2 separate regions of the Homo sapiens genome follow, and region 2 is linked to region 1. The links are chromatin contacts, found by Hi-C or POLR2A ChIA-PET in ENCODE. All regions are on one chromosome and are shown on one strand. The core of a region is the stretch at or near the end of the contact, and the rest is flanking DNA. Distances in the headings are between cores, read along the strand shown.

Region 1 (7,140 bases), core at 1,348-3,847:
CCCGGCTAATTTTTGTATTTTGGTAGAGATGGGTTTTCACCATGTTGGCCAGGCTGGTCCTGAACTCCTGACCTCAGGTGATCTGCCTGCCTTGGCCTCCCAAAGTGCTGGGATTACAGGCGTGAGCCACCACGTCCAGCCTTAAAGCTCATACCATAGTTCTAGACAAATAATATGTAGATGCTCACTTGATAAAAGGGTGTTTATGTTGTATTCTTTCCATTTAATTCTTGTAATTTGAGTCTTACTTGCCTTCCTTAACCATACACCATAGAAACATTATAGAATTTCTTTTATTTTTTTTTCCATCAACTTTTATTTTATGTCCCAGGGTACATATGCAGGATATGCAGGTTTGTTACATAGGTAAATGTGTGTCATGTTTGTTGGCTGCACAGATCAACCCATCCCCTAGGTATTAAGTCTGTCACCCATTAGCTATTCTTCCCTGATGCTCTCCCCCAACCTTTACCCCAACACAGGCCCCTGCGTGTATTGTTCCCCCGCACCATATATCCATGTGTTCCCATCCTTCAGCTCCCACTTATAAGTGAGAACATGCGATGTTTGGTTTTCTGTTCCTGCATTAGTTTGCTGAGAATAACAGCTTCCAGCTCCATCCATGTCCCTGCAAACAACATGATCTTGTTGCTTTTTATGGCTGCATAGTATTATGGACTTTTTTATGATGTAGCTTAGTCTTAATAACATTACTGGTTATTTGTGCATAAGATCTTTCTGATTTAAATCTTTCCCCTAAATATTAAAACAGAAATGGGAAAATTTAATCTTTCTGAAAAGATCTCCTCTTTTTGTCATGTGGTTTTTAATGGCTTTTTATTAATACAGTCTCGAGCAGGGGTCTCCAACCCCCAGGCCACAGATGGGTACCAGTCAGTGCCTGTTAGGAACCATGCAGCACAGTGGGAGGTGAGTGGTGGGAGAGACAGCATTATTGCCTGAGCTCTGCCTCCTGTCAGATCAGGGGCGACATTAGATTTTCATAGCAGCAGGAACTCTATTGTGAACTGCGCATGCGAGAGATCTAGTTTGTGCTCTCCTTATGAGAATCTAATGCCTGATCATCTGAGGTGGAACGGTTTCATCCTGAAACCATTCCCCCAACCCACTCTGTGGAAAAATTGTCTTCTACAAAACCAGTCCCTGGTGCCAAAAAGGTTGGGCATTGCCATTATATATAATAGCTGAAGCGTATATACCAGGACATTTTTTTAAGTTCAAAATATAATTAGAGGCATCTCATTAAGATTTGTTTGTTTGTTTGTGACGGAGTCTCCCTCTGTCGCCAGGCTGGAATGCAGTGGTGCGATCTCAGCTCACTGCAACCTCCGCTTCTCGGGTTCAAGTGATTCTCCTGCTTCAGCCTCCCGAGTGGCTGGGACTACAGGCATGTGCCACCATGCCCAGCTAATTTTTTGTAGTTTTAGTACAGATGGGGTTTCACCACGTTGGCCAGGATGGCCTCGATCTCCTGACCTCGTGATCCTCCTGCCTCGGCCTCCCAAAGTGCTGGGATTACAGGCGTGAGCCACCACTCCTGGCCTAAGGTTTTTTTTTTTGGATTTTTTTTTTTTTAGATGGCCTCACTCTGTTCCCCTAGGCTGGAGTGCCATGGAAAGATCCTAATCTTTTCAAGGCTCACTGCAGCCTTGACCTCTTGGGGTCAAGTGATCCTCCCTGAGTAGCTAGGACCACAGGTGCATCACCTGTCTCAGCCTCCTGAGTAGCTCCTCAGCCTCCTGAGTAGCTAGGACCACAGGTGCATCACCACACCCAGCTAATGTTTTTTATTATTTTGGTACAGACAGGCTCTCCCTATGTTGCCCAGGCCGGCCTCAAACTCCTGGACTCTAGTGATCCTCCTGCCAAGTGCTTTGGGAGCACTTGGCCTCCAAAGTGCTGGTATTATATGTATGAATCACTGTGCCCAGCCCTCATTAAGATTTAAGAGAAGACTTTTACTCCCTGCATGCAATGGCTTATACTCACAAATCTCAGCAAATATCAGTTCTTCAAATGACATGACACTGACAAGAAATGGAAAGAACCGTTAAGAATAATAAAAAAGAGAAAGCTAACTTACAGTGACATAGAAAGAAATGAGACATTTCCAGAGAAGTAGTCAGTTCTTGTGATTATTAATTTTCTTCCTTCTAAACTGACTAATAAATAGCATTTTCAGTTACTTGCACCTTTGAAGCTTTCTGTAGCAGCATTGTTTCCATCACTGTGACATAAGTCTCCTGAGTACAACTCTTAAAATTAACCCTTTTGAGGTTGCCAGTGGTTTCAGTTTCTTTATATTCTTCTGCCTGTCACGCAGAAAAGTAAATCATTTTCTCTAAATTTGTCATCTTTTCTACTCTGTTATAGACCCGTCTTCATATTTTAATTTCCCTTAACTTTTGCAGTCTGAACAAATGAAGAAATCACATTTGTATCTTATTTTAAGTCCTCATCAAAAATTCAATTCCTTTTGGAGTTTTTCAAAAGCTTTCAATAGTGGAGGAGTTATAAGGAGAAGCGAGGTCAGATGGTTGACAGGAAGTGGGTAAAGTGTTTCATTGAGGAAGAGTGTGGGGTTAAAGAACACACAATAAAAGGAGACAAAGGAAGAAGTAGGGCCCCGTGGAAACAAGAGTCATAAAGACATAGAAGTGGAGTGCCAAATGTCTATATTTCTTCACAAAGATGACAAGATTTGAAAATACACGTCAGTGACAGTGGCTGGCAATCAACTACCACGATAGACCATAATGAAAGCCGGGTGGACAAGTATTCATTTCTTTGAAATGAATACTTTGAAATGAATAACTTTGAAAGGCTCAGATAAGGTCTCTGGTGTAAAGGAAAATACTCTACAAAAATTGATGCTTAAATGTACATGGGAGGAGCTTCTGACAATGTTCTATTTCTTGACTTTGTTAATGATCAATTATGCATTTTGGGATGATTCATTGAGTAATACACTAATTTGGGGCACTTTTCTGTGTGAGTGTTATATTTCAATTAAAAATGAAAGAGTAGCAAATAATAAATATTTGGCTTCCAACTTATTCAATTTTGTACTGTGTTCTTTGAGACCATTAGATTACCTAAACCAGTCATTATTTGTGTCTTTCTGAAGAGATCTGGTGATTTTCTTCTAATTCAAATCAACTCAACAAACATTTATCGAGTGGCCAAATGTGCAAGATACAAAAGGTGAAAAACTGCTCAAGAAGCTTACAGTCTAATGGGGAAATATAATGCAACGGGGTTAGAACAACAGCCTGGGCATGTAAATGGTGTCATAGTAAAAATGGGAATTCAGGAGTAGCATGGAAGAAGTAAGAGAAGGTTTTGTTCAGGAGGTGACTTTTGAGCCAATTAGCCAGTTCATACTGAAGTAGAAATTTCCTAATGTAGGAAAAGGCATTTCATACATAGGCGAAAGCATCACCCCACTATTTGTAAGTTACACGTAGATCAGTATTGCCAAGTTGTACACTTCTAGGTGGTATGAGTGGAGAGTTCAGAAGCAGACCTTATTTAAAACATTAGAAAGCCAAGTGCAGTGGCTCACACCTGTAATCCCAGCACTTTGGGAGGATCACTTGAGCCCAGGAGTTTGAAACTAGCCTGGGCAACAAAGTGAGACCCTGCCTCTACAAAAAAATTAAAAAACTAGCCAGGCGTAGTGGTTCACACCTGTTGTCCTGCTACTTGGGAGGCTAGGGCAGGAGGATTGCTTGAACCCAGAAGGTCGAGACTGCAGTGAGCCATGATCACATCACTGCCCTCCAGCCTCAGTGACAGAGCGAGACCCTGTCTCAAAAAAATATATAACAAATAAAATAAATAAGTATATAAAGAAATCATTAGAAGATCAGGCTGGGTGCGGTGGCTCACGCCTGTAATCCCAACACTTTGGGAGGCCAAGGTGGGTGAATCTCTTGAGGCAAGGAGTTCGAAACCAGCCTGGCCAATATGGTGATGCCCTGTCTCTACTAAAACTACAAAAAATTAGCCAGGCCTTGTGGTATGTGCCTGTAATCCTGCCACTCAGGAGACTGAGGTGCAAGAATCACTTAAGCCTTGTAGGTGGAGGTTGCAGTGAGCCGAGATCCCACCACTGCTCTCCAGCCTGGGTGACAGGGCACGACTCTGTCTCAAAATAAATAAATAAATACACACATACATACATACATATCTACACAAACAAATAAATAAAAAATTTAGAAGATCATAAGTAAAGAGAAGATAACACTGTCTTCCATCTCCCATATATAATGCAAAATAAAAATAAATTCTAAACTGTAAAGTAAGTGTAGGGAAATCCAACAAGTTTCTAATTTTTTCTAAGATTACTATTTTGATGCATTTTTAAGAGCAAATATAAAAAAGTCTTTTTCTAACATTCTTCTCTTTTTAAAGGTATTTTAAGAACTTAAATACCTTAAATTTTAGTACTTAAATTTACCTTAAATTTAAAGAACTTAAATACCAGCAAAAGGTCAAATATTAATAGGATCTATATCTAGTAACTTACTGATGCCTCACTATATTCCAGGCTCTATGATAAATCCTTTATATAGACTATTTCATTGAACCCTCCGGACAGCCTATAGGAAAGATACTCTTACTACTACTAACATTGCCATTGTCATTATTGACTTTAAATATTAGAACTTAGAGAGTTTAATTAATGTATCCATGCTCACACAGCTGAAATGTGATTGAGCTGGGATTGACTAACTGGGCACTGACTGATGATGGGGCCTGAAGTCCTTTCCTCAACATCATACTGCCACAAAATCTTAGAATATGCCAAATTAGATGTGTTGGGAAGGGTCTTTGCTCTTTGCAGTGCTCCTTAATCCTCAGATTTGTTCATTTATTCAGTTAGTATTAATAGAGTACCTATATCTGTCCGCACTGTGGTAGGCATTGAAGATACAGAGTGAATATTACAGAAGTGATCCATACCTCATGGAGTTATTGTTACAAGGAAGTGCCAACGGAGTTTGGGAATTTGGGAAGCCCTCTCTGAAGAAATGAGGATTGTATTGAGATCTGAAGGATGAGTTAAAATGACCTAAGTGAACTGGAGAGTTTCATGCATGGTAAATACCAAGCTGAGGTGATATACAAATGCCAAGCTCAGATCCCCTTTTAAGGAAGGACTTGATGCCCCTGGAGCTAGCAGTGCCAGCCCTTTCAGGCATTGCCTCAGCTACAGGGAGACACCTCACCCAAGATCACACCCTTCCACCCATTTGTGTGCCACTTCTGATGAGCCACTTCAGTTACAGAGCACTGTGTGCTGTTGGCTAAGGCTGTCAGACTTGCGTCTCAGCTTGATTTCTCCCTCTTCCCAATTCTGCTTCCGCCTCCTCCCTTCCCTGGGTGTTGACTCAAGAGCACTCTCTAATAAACATCCTGAACTCTAAACTCTGCCTTAGAGTGTGCTTCCTGGAGAACTCAATGTGCATTACGGCATGAAAAGCCTTGATGAGTAAGATGCTAAGAAGCATTCAGAATGGCTGTAGACTGTGTGGGAAATAGTGAGATGAACCCAGGCCAAAAACGAAGACGTGGGTCAAGTCATGAAGTATCTGGTAAACCATGTTGAGGATTTCCCTAAAAACAGTGGCTAGTAGGAAGCCATTGTTGAATTTTAAGCAGGAATGACATAATCAGATTTGCAGTTTTGAAATATCACTTTGGGGCCAGTGCGGTGGCTCACACTTGTAGTCTCAGCAGTTTGGGAGGTTGAGGCAAGCAGATCTCTTAAGCCCAGGAGTTCGAGACCAGCCTGGGCAACATGGCAAAACCCCTCTACAAAAAAATCTAAAAATTAGCTGGGTGGTGGCACATGCCTGTATTCCCAAGTACTTGGGAAGTTGAGGTGGGAGAATCACCTGAACCCTGTCCAAATGAACTGTGCTAATATAACTACTATATATCACACATATCTGTGAATTAAGGTGAAGAATAAAAATAAGAAAGCAAAACCAGAGATGTATGATTGGCAGGAGGACAGGTCTTTCTTTTGATGTTGTATCTGGAGGTCAACCCTGGAAGGTTGAGGCTGCAGTAAGCCATGTTTGTGCAACTGCACTTTAGCCTGGGCAACAGAGTGTTCCAGAGGTGTCCCCAGCCACATGCAACTGCAAGTCAATTACACCTCTTTTCTTTATAAACTTCTCAGTATCAAGCAGTTCTTTATAGAAATGTGAGAATGAACTAATTCTTTCTTTCTTTCTTTCTTTCTTTCTTGTGGAAGACCTTGTGAAAGAAAGAAAGAAAGAAGGGAGGGAGGGAGGGAGAGGGAGGGATGGAAGGAGGGGAGGGAGGGAGAAAGAAAGAGAAAGAAAGGAAGGAAGGAAGGAGGGAGGGAGGAAGGGAAAGAGAAAAAGAAAGAAAAAAAGAAAGAAAGAAAGGAGGGAGGGAGGGAAAAGAAAAGAAAAGAAGAGAAAGAAGAAAGAAAGAAAGAGGATGGGAAGGGGAAAGAAGGGAGGGAAGGGAGAGGGAAGGAAAGAAAAGAAGAAAGAAGAAATATCACTTTGGCTGTAGTGATGGGGTTCTTTCAGAAATCATTTTCCTTCTTCTAGATATTAATGGTAAAATAAAAATAACAAACTGTCTTTCCTGTCCATGAATCATTGCTTTTCATTCCCTTTCACTTTATCAGTAAAAGCTACTAAATCTGCTCCATGGTTTATGCAGTACATTCGTGTAGGGTATCATCCAGCATTAGCTTCTTGAGAGACCATAGGAAATAGTGTTACGTGTGGACTTGGCAAGCTATCTCTTCTATGGTGATGAAAGCAGACTGTTCGGTGTTGCTGGAAAAGCTTAAGGTGATAAGTCACTAGAGACATGACCTCCAGATACAACATCAAAAGAAAGACCTGTCCTCCTGCCTCTGGTTTTGCTTTCTTATTTTTATTCTTCACCTTAATTCACAGATATGTGTGATATATAGTAGTTATATTAGCACAGTTCATTTGGACAGGAATAACTTGGCAGTCAAGATTAGATTTTTTTAAAGCTTTGTTGCAATACAATTGGCATACTATAACTACATATACATAAAGTGTACAATATATAACATACGCACACACATTTGTGAAC
Region 2 (7,140 bases), core at 2,504-5,003, 110 kb before region 1:
GAAAACAGGAATGAGGAAACGTGCTGTTAATGTGTCTCTTACTTCAGCTATCTGATTCTGACAAAATCCAAGTCAGTACTCAGTTATATACTGTTTCCCCAGCCTAGTGGAAAAAAAAATTGAGTTTAGTAGAGATTTGGGTTAAAGAAAAGGAAATCCCTTTTGCAGTTTAGAGGTCTTAATGATTGGGGCCGGGCACGGTGGGTCACGCCTGTAATCCCAGCACTTTGGGAAATCGAGGCAGGCAGATCACAAGGTCAGGAGATCGAGACCATCCTCGCTAACACGGTGAAACCCTGTCTCTACTAAAAGTACAAAAAATAGCCAGGTGTGGTGGCGCATGCCTGTACTCCCAGTTACTCGAGAGGCTGAGGCAGGAGAATGGGGTGAACCTGGGAGGCGGAGCTTGCAGTGAGTGGAGATCGCGTTACTGCACTCCCCAAAAAAAAAAAAAAAAAAAAAGAAGAAAAAAAATAGAGGTGTTAATGATTACAAAACAAAAATAAGTTAAGCAAAAATTTTGATTCAAAAGTAGAAAGTGTATATTTCATTTCACTTTTGTACTTAATAAGTGGTATAGTTCTCACTTGTTTGTTGTTTCATTTGTTCCCTCAGTCTGTCACTTATAAATAATGAATATGTAAACTTGATTTTCACAACTTGGTTTGCTGCAATATAGCCCCCCAAAGTAACTGGGCTTTTATTAGTTTTTATTGCAAGTATTCCAGTTTTAACAGCTTTGATAGCAACTATATCTTAATTTTTTCTCTTATAAAAATGCTGAGAATCCCTTTTCATAAACAAGTGTTTTTTTTAAAGATAACTTTATCAACATGGCAACAGTCTCTAAGTTTCAGATGTGGTGCTACTTAGTCCCTTATAAAGAACGAATGGGGTCGGGCGTGGTGGCTCACACCTGTAATCCCAGCACTTTGGGAAGCTGAGGCGGGCAGGTCACAAGGTCAGGAGTTTGAGACCAGCCTGACCAACATGATGAAATCCCATCTCTACTAAAAATACAAAAATTAGCCAGGCGTAGTGGTGTGTGCCTGTAATCCCAGCTACTCAGGAGGCTGAAGCAGGAGAGTCACTTGAACCTGGGAGGTGGAGGTTGCAGTGAGCCGAGATCATACCACTGCACTCCAGCCTGGGTGACAGAGCAAGACTCCATCTCACAAAATAAAAATAAAATAAAATAAGGACAAATGGAATTCTTTTGCACACTTAATAGCAGCACCTAGACTATAGTCATGTCTGGCTGCTGATAGGAGGTTTAGAATCCTTTTCCTGTTTTGAATGTTCATTCCTGCTTTGAATTGTTGATTAAGAGAACAGATTTATTGACAGACTTCTGCTTTTGATTTCAAGTATCAGTGTTGATTGACTGTCTGCTGTAAGCATAATAGTGATGGATATAAAGCCACTAGTAATACCCTTCAAAATAATAAGATTTAAATACATTAAAAGATACAATGCTGAGGCCGATTTCAGACAAGGGAGAGATCTCTATGACCTAAAGATTCTAGAACTCAAGCTGGGCTTTAAGGTTGAACAGAATTTGAAGAAGGACATTCTATGGTGCAAGCAGAAACACCTAATAAGAGTAAAGGCAAAGAGGTAGGAATGTGCAGGTCTTATTTAATTTTCTTTAATTCAACAACATATATCAAAAGCTTATTGTCTTCCGAGTATTTTTCTAATTAAAAATACAAAAATAAATATGGAATAGTCTTTACCCTCTAAGAATTTAATAATCTAGGAAATGGGAAATGACATTGACAAAACTACTACTAGATAGAGGATTTCTATGAATAGAATTTATATCATAACCTTTTATTTAAAGGTTGCCTGAGCAACACACTTTGGGTCAGAAAGATCTGGGCTTAAAATTTAGCACTGCCTCTTCTTAGCTATGTAACCTTCAGCTCCTTTGAGTTTACTTTTATCTGTGTCTATCTTCCACTGTATTTCACACATACAACCTGAAGCTCTTCATCAGCAAACTCATTCCCACCAGGTCAGAGAGAATTTCACTGCCAGCTGTACTATCAAGTAAATGGAACCTGGACTGTCTTTCCCACCATAGGCTTTGTATCACGTTGCTCCTTACCAAGGCTACATTAACCCAGTCCAGATTCCTGGGCTCCAGTTCCTGATGTCTGTCTACAGTCATTGCCATCCTGCCTCACCAGCTAAATTAACTGGCCCTGACTCTTCTCAAAACCACATCTACACTTACCATTCTTTTCAAAGTAGCTCATTGGACTACTCCAAAATATCAGGATGCTATCATTTCAGTTTTCTTCCACCTCTCACTCACGAGGTAACTGTCTCCTTTTGCCCAGGACTCGGGATTCCTGGAACTTGGGAATTTCAGTGCTAAAACTGGGAGAATCCCAGGTGAAACAGGATGAGTTAGTCATCCTAACACTAGCCTGCTTCGGGCCTCTAGCCCTTGTTTCTGAAGTGTCGACATATCTGCTGCTTAACCTAATCCAAGTTTGGCAGTCTTCTCAATTTTTTGGTGGGGACGGGGAGGTGGGATGGGGTCTCATTATGTTGCCCAGGCCAGCCTTGAACTCCTGAGTTCAAGTTATCCTCCCACTTCAACCCCCTGAGTAGCTAGGACTACAGGCGCACATCACTGCACCCAGCTACCTTCTTAATATTTTGAAGGTCAAAAGACATTCATATGACAGCTGATTCCCAAAATGTATTAGTTAGTACTGAGAATGCCAAGCCAGTTTAAAACTAAAAGCAATAGCAGGTTGCAAATTAAAACTTCTTGGTGCTCAAAAAAAATTAAGGACTTGGAACGGCAGCCAGATGGCTGGGGTGAAAGGTTTATATGATGTCATAGATAAAGCTGGTAAGTGGGTTTGACCAGGATCCCTTTTCTGTGTGTGTACACATGTGCAGATGGGCATGCACGTGTGTGTACATGAATATGAGGGAGAAAGTTAAATGCTATGAACAAATTTTGGAAAAATCAGATTGTAGAACTAAGATAATAACTGGATATAGCAAGGAAGAGCAACTTAACTAGGAAAATGGATTAATTAATAAATTATTCTCAAATTTATTTTTATCATAAATTTAAGTAAGCCCTTGGTTCCTTTTATTACGTTTCTATGATAATCTAGTATAAGAGAATACCTGATATAAATCCAAAGCAGGTGATTGGTTATTTCTAACTTAATATATCAATATTTCACAGGCAAGTCTGAGATGCATCAAATAATTGTCAGAAATAGGGAAAGAAAGATGAGTGGGCCGGGTGCAGTGGCTCATGCCTGTAATCCCAGCACTTTGGGAGGGTGAGGTGGGAGGCTCACTTGACCCCAGGAGTTCAATACCAACTTGTACAACATAGTGAGACCCTGTCTTTGTTTAAAAAAAAAAAAAAGGATAGTAGAAGCATTTATTTAGAACATTTGTGCAATTGATATTTTTAAATTAAAATGTTTTAGAAACTTTTGATATTCTTTTTCTTCACAACTTTATAATTGGTCTTGCATTTGATGACTTTAACTAAACATCAATAAACATATTACAAAATGTTTAAATAAATTTTATTTATTTAAATAAAATAAAATAAACATATTACAACCACAGATTTATTTCCATAACTGATTTTATAAAAAGTTCCCTTAAATAGTCAATGAAATGAGTTTCCTAACTTAGAGCGCTTTTTTTCCACTCAGAACTAATTAGCTATGCTTAAGACTTTCTCACAAGAATTTCTCTACAGAGGAAACAGTACTTTCACTTTGAGGCTCTCCACTAGAATAAAACTATCTATGGGAAGGATCATGTCCCCTCTACCATCCCCATTTTCATATAGGCTTTTAAATGTTCACATATAGGCTATATGTTTCATATAGGCTTTTAAATGTTTAAATCTGTTGGTGTTCACAGAACTGCCTTTTCTAATGCAATGATTTTGAGGCAAGATGATTTGGGGAGACAAAACTACAGTTTTACTAAGTAAATTTGGGCTTCTAAGTCAGTAACAAAGGGCATATCAGATATTCAAAAAAGTAAATTCTGAATGTATAAGTTCAGGGGGTTTCTATTACCATATTAGTCCTTAGCTGTTAATATACCACAATAGAGACAATTCATACTGAGTATACAGTTACAGATAAATTGATCAAATTCATTCACTCAATAAATATTTATGGGGTACTTTCTATGTTTAAGAAACATTTCTAATCACTAGGAATATTGTCAAAATATTAGCCCTGTAGAGTTTACAAAATGGCTAGTAGAATTTACAAAAATCTCTAGCCTTTTAGAATTTAAATTCTAATAGGGCAGACAGACAAAAAACCCAAAAGTAAATAGTATGTCAGATGGTGATACATGCTATGAAAAATTAAAGCAGCCTGAGAAGGTTAGGGAGTGATCCACAGTGGATGGGGCAGGTATGCTGCTTGAGATATGGTGTCAAGGAAGGCCTCTCTGAAAAGGTGATTTGAGCAGAGACCTGAAGGAATTGAAGGAGTGAGGGAGTGAGCCTTGAAGGTATCTGAGGAAGAGCAGATGAGGTAACAGCAAGTGCCAATATCCTGAGGCAGAATTGCTGGGCATATTCAAGGAATAGCAAGGAGGTTAGTTTGGTAGGAGCAGGATGAGAAGGGAGAGAGTGGCAGGAAATGAGATTAGAGAGGTGGGGGTAGGATGGCAGATCTTGTCAGGTTTACAGTCTACAGAAGATATTTTGGGCATTCAGTCCCAGGGAGATGCCTTTAGAAGTAGAAAGTTGCATTTTTTTTCTTCAATTTTTATTTTGAGCTCTGGGGTACATATACAGGATGTGCAGGTTTGTTACATAGGTAAATATGTGCTATGGTGGTTTCCTGCACAGATCATCCCATTGCCCAGGTATTAAGCCCAGCATATATTAGCTATTTTTACTGATGCTCTCCCTCCCTCCACCCCCTGAACAGGCTCCAGTGTGTGCTGTTCCCTTCAATGTTTCTATGTGTTCTCATCGTTCATCTCCCACTTATAAGTGAAAATATGCAGTGTTTGGTTTTCTGCTCCTGCATTAGTTTGCTGAGTATAATGGCTTATACTTCCATCCATGTCCTGCAAAGGAGGTGATCTCATTCCTTTTTATGGCTGCATAATATTCCATGGTGGATACATGGAATATTACATTTTCTGTATCTAGTCTATCAGTCACTGATGGGCATTTGGGTTGATTCCATGTCTTTGCTATTGTGAATGGTGCTGCAATAAACATATGTGTGCATGTATCTTTATAATAGAATGATTTATATTCCTTTAGGTGTATACCCAGTAATGGGATTGCTGGGTCTAATGGTATTTCTGCTTCTAGATCTTTGAGGAGTTGCCACACTGTCTTCCACAACGGTTGAACTAATTTACACTCCCACCAGCAGTGTAAAAGTATTCCTATTTCTCCACATGCTCGCCAGCATCTGTTGTTTCTTGACGTTTTAATAATCGCCATTCTGACTGGCATGAGATGGTATCTCATTGTGGTTTTGATTTGCATTTCTCTAATGATCAGTGATGTTAAGCTGTTTTTCATATGTTCATTGGCCACATGAATATCTTCTTTTGAGAAGTGTCTGTTCATGTCCTTTGCCCACTTTTTAACGGGATTGTTTTTTCTTGTAAATTTGTTTAAGATGCTTGTAAACTCTGGATATTAGATGTTTGTCAGATGGATAGATTGCAAAAATGTTCTCCCATTCTGTAGGTGAGGATTGCATTTCTTAACTAAAATGCCCTCAAACCAAATTGTCACAATACTGGCCTTAACCAAGCCATTTATGCCCGGTGTTCCATTTTTTGATTGCCACATAACATTATGTGAAACACAATAAAAACTTTTTCTCTTCAAATTCTTGTTCCTTAAATTTTTGCAGGTTACATATATGAATTTTATGCAAAAATTCAAAAAATTGCAACCTCAGGCATAAATGGGTTATGAAGACTAATTTCTACTTTAAATTATTTTTCAAACTTAGATGGATCATCCTATAAGCATATTAATTCAATCTTGGAAAAGACTTGCCTGGTAATATGGCAGAAGCTCTAGTTGTCAAAAAGTCTTAGAACAGCTTGACTATTTCTCAGGTTTTCCATCTTTCACATCTCTAAAATGTTCAGTGCAAGTTTTTAGTGAAGCAGAGCTGATATTTTTGTAAACTTATGGTATATTATTGATAATTTTCAAATAAGAGAAAATCTAGTCTATTAGCTAGAATAGTTTCATTTACTTCAATTATTTATTCAATAAACATTTACTTTGCATTTATTATATTCCAGAATTGTATTAGGTCCTCAAAATACAAAGATATAGAAAGGCTTTTTCCTCAAAACAGATTCGTAAATAAATAATTGCAAGATGATATGGCAAGTGCCTACTATATAGTAGTTGCTCATTAGATACTTGTTTAATGGATGAATGATGGTAGGACCAAGAATGAAATGATTATCTTTGTCCGAGGAAGTCAGAGAAGGGGGAAGGAATCACTTTTGACCATTAGCTCCACGGGAAAATGGGGAAAGGGCATTATCTTGTTCACTCCAGCATCTAGCATAGAATCCAGCAAATAATCAGTGCCCAGTAAAAATGTATGGAATGAATAAATGGATGAGTGAATGAGGGGATGATTGAACAATGTCTAAGGCAGGAGTAAAATTTAGGAGGCAGGAGCACATTGCTTGTAAAGGGAACAATGTATACAGAAGGCACAGAGATGTGGAAATGTATTATTCCATTCCAGTAATAATTTTGGATTTTCATTTAAAGTACTCTGTCACATATACACTAGAGACATAATTGTTGGTACACATGCTTCTTTTTGTGTATTTCGTATGAATCTACTTGCATCTAGAAATTTTCTACAATGCTATTGGTAGATGTATATATATATTAGCCAGATGAAATATTTATGTTTTTAGCACAGAAACTTGTGTTGCCACAACTTATTTTAAATAGTATATTTATAAGCAAGAACAACTCTGAAATCAGAACAGATAACATTGTCCTAATAATACAAAGATTAATTCACAGAGCACATTTGGTGGGAAAAAAATTATACATTTTGCCACATAGTAAAGAGTATTATCTTGTCCATTAGTTGTGCAGTTAAACCT

Evidence for each region. A loop is a pair of places that touch in the nucleus more often than their neighbours do. ChIA-PET counts read pairs that join two places held with the same protein, here RNA polymerase II (POLR2A). Pooled maps may share reads with other maps.
Region 2: a pooled map shows a loop between it and region 1 (2.6-fold over the local background). The contact joins two enhancer-like sites. A Hi-C loop is called at or near these places in 6 of 37 single-sample maps with no recorded cell type and 9 of 50 pooled maps. POLR2A ChIA-PET finds 5 or more read pairs at or near these places in 2 of 52 experiments (activated CD4-positive, alpha-beta T cell and naive thymus-derived CD4-positive, alpha-beta T cell).

The regions. Positions count from the first base shown.
Region 1 is chr1:101,176,699-101,183,838 of GRCh38, forward strand. No RefSeq gene overlaps it. Among named protein-coding and RNA genes, the nearest start is that of S1PR1-DT, 56 kb to the right of the region's middle. Within about 2 kb of position 2,598, at least 5 of the 41 ENCODE cell types and tissues checked have a DNase peak (open chromatin) inside an H3K27ac peak, as active enhancers do.
Region 2 is chr1:101,062,023-101,069,162 of GRCh38, forward strand. All of the region lies in intron 1 of DPH5-DT (DPH5 divergent transcript), which reads left to right. Among named protein-coding and RNA genes, the nearest start is that of DPH5-DT, 40 kb to the left of the region's middle. Within about 2 kb of position 3,754, at least 2 of the 41 ENCODE cell types and tissues checked have a DNase peak (open chromatin) inside an H3K27ac peak, as active enhancers do.